Regions from separate parts of the Mus musculus genome. Here region 1 is linked to region 2. Evidence: chromatin loops called from intact Hi-C (ENCODE). Cell type or tissue: heart. All regions are shown on one strand. Links, peaks and the distances in the headings refer to the core of each region. The heading gives the core; the rest is flanking DNA.

The links. Hi-C counts contacts between places; a loop is a spot of excess contacts. Peaks named below come from ENCODE experiments on the same cell type or tissue, not always from the same donor. Only the 100,000 strongest peaks of a DNase experiment are listed, where the experiment ranks them.
Region 1: a loop joins it to region 2, with 2.2 times the contacts of the local background. A loop is called at or near these places in 2 of 42 quality-filtered maps.

What each region holds. Positions count from the first base shown.
Region 1 is chr12:73,910,995-73,913,921 of GRCm38, forward strand. The region is part of intron 1 of Hif1a (hypoxia inducible factor 1, alpha subunit); the gene reads left to right. Among named protein-coding and RNA genes, the nearest start is that of Hif1a, 4.6 kb to the left of the region's middle. In heart, for the core only: no CTCF peak of the experiment used is centred there; no DNase peak of the experiment used is centred there; H3K4me3 peaks cover 1,228 bases; H3K27ac peaks cover 347 bases.
Region 2 is chr12:73,725,728-73,728,654 of GRCm38, forward strand. The region is part of intron 10 of Prkch (protein kinase C, eta); the gene reads left to right. Among named protein-coding and RNA genes, the nearest start is that of Gm34189, 55 kb to the right of the region's middle. In heart, for the core only: no CTCF peak of the experiment used is centred there; no DNase peak of the experiment used is centred there.

The DNA.
Region 1 (2,927 bases), core at 219-2,718, 190 kb after region 2:
CTAATCATGCAAGAGAGACCAGGACCTAAGGGAATGTAGGTTTAGAACTGGTAGTAGCTTGCTTTTTTTTTTTCTTGTTCTGATGCTCACATTCTGAGTATTGTCTGCAGGAATTTAATAGCAATATGGTGCTTAGTACACTTTCTTATCTAGTGTTATTTAGTTGTCAGGATATTTTAACATGTTCCAGTCCACTCCAAAAGCACCTTGTGAAATCTAGAGATTGTCCCAACTTTCTGATGGTGTGCAGGCTCAAGGTTTAGATACTGTTCTTACATTCCAGTGTTTTGTATGCCAAGGATGGTATATAGGAGGCTAAGGCAGATTAGTCTCTTGACTTTTGTTGTTGTCAAGAATTTAAAACAGTTTATGATGTTGGTTGTATGATAATTTTTCCATTCATGAATATTACAGATTTAGGTTAAAAATGGATATCTAAAACACTCATGACATTTTTTTTTTAAAGTCTGTCTCCTCATTAAGAGAAAGTAACCTAAATATATCTGTGGAGTTGAAGTACCTTCCTACCAAGAAACTGATTTTAACTTACAAGAAAAAGGTTACTTTGTTTCAGTACCCCTCCCTTTGGGACTAGACAGCAATAGGTAGGTTTTACCTAGCCATTTCTTGCTTGTAGTATAGGTATTTATTGCATGTTTTCTGCTTGACTCTGAAGGATTTGAAAAAGAATTTAACAAGCCAAAGTGTCATTGCTCAGCATTTTTGGTAAAAGTATAGTGAGAATGTTTAATCATAAAATTTTAATTATAGCAATTTTGTTTCCATCTCTTGAAGTTTCAAGAATGAACTACTTGTTGTGTGTATTGAATTTGATATTAAAGTTCATGGTTTCTCCAATAAAAATTAAAAGACTCATCTGTTTGCCAAGCATAGTCTTTTAGACAAATGTAATATAAAGAATTCCAAATTGTAAAACAAAAATCAAAAGAGATTACTACATGACTTTATAGTGTTTAAAGTGATTGTGTTTGTCTTATTTAGTTGTTTAAAAAACTAACAACCTACTCTGTTCTAGCCATTTCTAGGTGTAAATTTTAGCTGTGGCAAATTTTGTCATGTAACCAACTTTTTCTTCTTGCAAAACAGAATCTATGGGCATTTTACAGCTCCCAGTTTCCCACTAGCTTTAGCTTGTGGTGCCACCATTCTGAATCTCTGAATCATAAACCTGAGTACTCTAGAGAGATACCTCATGTAACTAGAATCATGGCAGGTTTTGCCTTTGTGGAAGTCACCTCAGATGATTCATTTACAAACAGAACAAAATGTCAAAGAACAGTTTATAAGTAAAAGCTTTAAAAAAGAATGTTAAATACCTTTAAAGTAGGAGTGAAATTTTTCTAGTAACCTGGAAAGAGTTGGTCTCTTAAAATTTTCTCAGAAATATTTAGTGTCAACTAATATATGCCTGGTCTATTGAAGATAAAACCCCATTTAAGATAGTAATTAAAATGGTATCATTTTATAAAACAAAATCCCTTTTAGTTGTTCTGCCCAACTCTACTATCATTTATTAGTGTTTTCTTATTAAATTCTACTTGGTTGGAATACTAAATATAAAGATTATTTTAAGGTATCATTTTGAAATTTTATTTTCCTTGTTAATAGGAAAACGCTAGTGGTGGAACATAGCTTATGTTTAGAATCATCATAATTAGACAAAGTAAGTGTTCTTCAATGGTGCTGTTTTCACTGATGAATTACAAATGTTATGTATTTGCCCTTTTTTTCCCCCGGATAGTTTGTGAAGATAAGTTTGCCCAACTAAAAACACTGGTAAAAGTAAGCAGAGGTTAAGGGGAAACTTGGAGTCTCAAAGTAGTGTTTTGGTTCTTATGGGCCTTTTCTTATAAATTTAGATATCAAGCAAGTTTCTATAAAGAGATACCTCCTGTTTTCCATTCTAAAATTGGGTATGTGTTTCTATAGGCAAAGTCCTAAATAGACTGAGTTTGAAGAACATCTAATAGGGAATACTGATGCACATGAGCCCTAAGTATTCGAGTGAACAAATCAAACAACTGATGTACAATTGGATGAGCAAAGAGAATACAGAGGATTTTAAAGGATGCTTTTTTTTTCTTTTTTTTTTTTTTAAGTTTTCCTGTATCCCCTGGCTATTTTTTCATAAAAAACTGTTCTTATGCTTTGGAATTCTCATAGGTTTTTAATCTTAAATTTTAATTTCTGTCACCTTTTTGATACTTTTTCTATTTATTAGAATCAGACTAGAGGACATATTTTATTGATAAACATGGCTGTGTAATATGTGCAAGGCCTGGGAAGTCAGTTAGTATCCTTTAAGGTATGTTAAAAATGCCTCTCAGTCCTCTATGTTCAGAACCCTGAGGAAACATGAAGCATCTGGGTATTGCTGTGGAAGATCTGCTAGATAAACAAGTGGAAAGTATTCATCCTTGTTTCATTTTTATATTTCATATTCATTTATTGAATATGTGTGTTTCACCTGTCTCTCTCAAGTGGGGAACTGCATGTTCTCTGAAGTCTGACTGCCAAAGATTCCACTCTGTAACAATGGGTAAATTACTTCTCATGTTTGTTTCTTGTGTTATGTGCATTAAATATATGTATCCTTATGAAAATATGATACATATCAAATAAAATATTGATGATAGCTGTTAACTGTGAAGGCATTTTGCTGATGGAATAACAGTGATTAAAATAGAAATACTGCTTTAAAAAGTTCACCTACTGGAAAGGTCATCCTTGGGACAACCATAGTGTTGCAAGCTTAGAATTTACAGGCTGCTATTGGGTTCTGTTTGCTGCCTTAAAGAAGGTAACCAATTTGGTTCTGCTATAGTAAACAAAGAACATTCCAGAATCTCTTTAAAAATTTGGATAAAACTTCAGATCCAGCCTTTAGGTTTTTATGGCCAGACTAC
Region 2 (2,927 bases), core at 257-2,756:
TCGTTCTTAAACTTACAGTTCAGTGAGGTTAACTCTATCCCTATAGGGACGGTTCTGTTAAACTAGACCCTGAATACAGCAGCTGACTCTCTGTGAAGATAAACTTCTCACACATTGCTTACCTCTTTTCTCAAGAGCAGGATCAGGGGTATTGGGGCCTGGTTGGTTCAGATACTTATGTGGTCTGAACTTAGTTGGGTGTGGCTTTGCTTAGCAAACCCTTGGTGAGATCACTCTGAGGAACGTTGCTTCCTTGGCTAGAGATTCACTAGGAATTTGCTTGCAAATCAGTTCTGTGTTGGATCTATGGCAGATGTTTCATGCCTGAGTCATTCTGCTCTGCAGTTCTCCCCTTCTGGAAAACTGGGTCAATGTCTCTGGTTCCCATCTCCCCGGCCTCCCTTTCTCCTCGCCATCTTTTATGAGCCAACTTGCGAACTCCCCAGATAATCTCTCATTTGAGCCCGGAGTTTTGTAGTCTTACCTCACCTGTTTTAGGCTGCATTTCCATATTTGCATTTTTCCTCTGTGTTCAATCAGAAGAATCTCTTTGAAGAAAGGTGAGAGTCAAACTCAGTAGCCCTGTTAATTAACACTTTCTCTTCCAATGGCATCATTCTTTCCACTGAGAAGCAGTTTCGTTCCTTCTTCACTTGCTACACAGCAAGGATGGCCACCTGTTGCCATCTGTCATTCAGAAAGGACCAGACACAGAGGTGCTCAGAGTGTGAGTAACTTCCATGGGAAATTTTGGCTCTGAGCTCTCCCCAGAACTTTTTAGTCATAAGCCTGACTCCCTTCTTGCCCGACTTTGCTCATTCAGAGACTACTCCTCCATTGTCACCAGACAGTGACCAACGTTCCGTATTCTTTTTCCAAAAATGTATGGAGAACTCACGGTTTCCAGCTAAGTGGACTTACCTGACATACTGCCTCTACTCAGTCTCCCCTTTCCCACAAGAAAACACTTGGCCTTTTCACTTCCCCTGAGCAACCCTTAGAGACCACTTTGTGTTCAGTAACCATCGTCTCATAGCCAAGGACAGACGTAAGGTTGAACAAAACCAATAATATTCCCTGGTGGAGGACACAGTACAGTGATGGAGGCAGTTGTCAATCAAGTCTGTCCAATGCCGGGATGCAGGGAAATGCAGTGTCCTGGTTGAGAATTTCCCCAGGGCGAAGGGTCTGGCTAGGGAGAGATGGAAGATCTTCTTAGGAAGTAACTCTTAGGCTCACGTCACTAGTGAGGAAGAAGAAAAGTATCTTTTAGGCTGAAAGAACAGCAACTGTAGATGCCCAGTATCAGGAAGAGTGGTGAGTTCTAAGGCTTTTAAGGGATGTGTAGTTGGAACCAGTGAGGCATATTTTCTCACAGTTAGCACTCCATTATCCCAGAGTCATCTGATGACTTTAAAATTTTATTAGACGTACCTCATAAATAGTTTATTTAAGAGTTAGGTAAGCTGGTCATGTTGCCAATCCCTGGAGGAACCAACCAGTCACTGTGTGTTTCTTGCATCCAGGACACCCAACAATAGGATTTTTACACCCCAAAGATTACCTAAGGCCAGCTTTGTTTTTACAGGTGAGGAAACTCAGGTCTCAAACATGCAACCAGCAAATTGCTTCACACAGCAGAGGCTCTGTCAGGATGGGTTGTCTGCAGTTTGTAGTCCCATGTCCAGAAACTGAAAATAGGATTAATTTTTAACTTCCTGCTCATTGATGAGTTAATCAGGTGTTCTGAGGCATCCATTGGGGCTCCATTTCATCAAGGGAAAATCTAGTCACAGCAAGAGCAGGTCAGGAACACAGTGTGCCACGCACCGTGTGAGAAGGGTTAGCTCTGCAATGAGTGTGGTAGGGTCCTCTCCTTGGTGGCTTTGTCTGTAGGATGAGATAGACAATCCACAGACCACTAATAGCAGGTAGAGCCCAAAACTGGAGCATGCCCAGTATGTCAGTTCCATTTCATATTACACTCTCAAAATACCTCACAAAAAGAACTCAGAGAGGGGAAGAATTTGTCTAGTTCATGGTTAGCTTTTGACCGTCATGGTGGAGGAGGCACGATGGAATTCATGGCAGCTTCATCTGGGTGGTGGTAGCTTGCCCCATGGCTTGTTCATATTGTTCCAGGCAGATTAGGGAGCAGAGAGCTGTGGCCATCAATACTCACCTCTGGTGAGCCACTTTTATAAGCTAGGCCATTTTCCCAAAGGTCCCACAGTCCCTCAAGATAATGCTACCAGCTAGAGACCAAGTGGTCCATGCACTGGCATGTGTCTGTTGGGGGGCAGTTGCAATTGCCTTTACAGAATACCCAAGGTATCTTGAGAATACAGGGAATGCCATTCAACGTGAGACATTCAGGCAGACTTCATGGAGGAAGCGACATCTGAGGTGAGTGTGGACCGTTACAACTGAACAAGGATAAGGATAGCTTTGTGGCTGTGGAAAGGGACCACAAGAGAGCCAAGCAGAGAAGCAAAAAGATAGATGGTGACCAGATAGGTAGAAACTAACGTACAGGAATTGTGGTAGTACCAAAGCCTAAAGGTTGAGATACAGGGGAAGAGGGTCCCCTGGAGACAGCAGGAATGAAACTGTAAACGGCTTGAAATGTTTGGCTTCTGCATCTTTTAGGATTCGGCACCATTACCAGTCACAGGAAGCCTAAAAATGCCAATTACTTAAGCCATATAGAAACATGATTGTCTTGTAAAACTCAGGGTCAGCCCAGCTCGGCCCCAGAAGCTCCACAGACTCCTGTGGGACCCGGAGGTCTGAGTATCCAGTTCTGACACCTTCATGGCCATCTTAGTCTACAATACTAGCTAAGAGTCCTGGGACTGCTTTGACTTCAAATCCAGGTAGTCAGAAGGGCTGAAGGGCGCTGTTCCAAACTGGGTATGCTCCCTTCT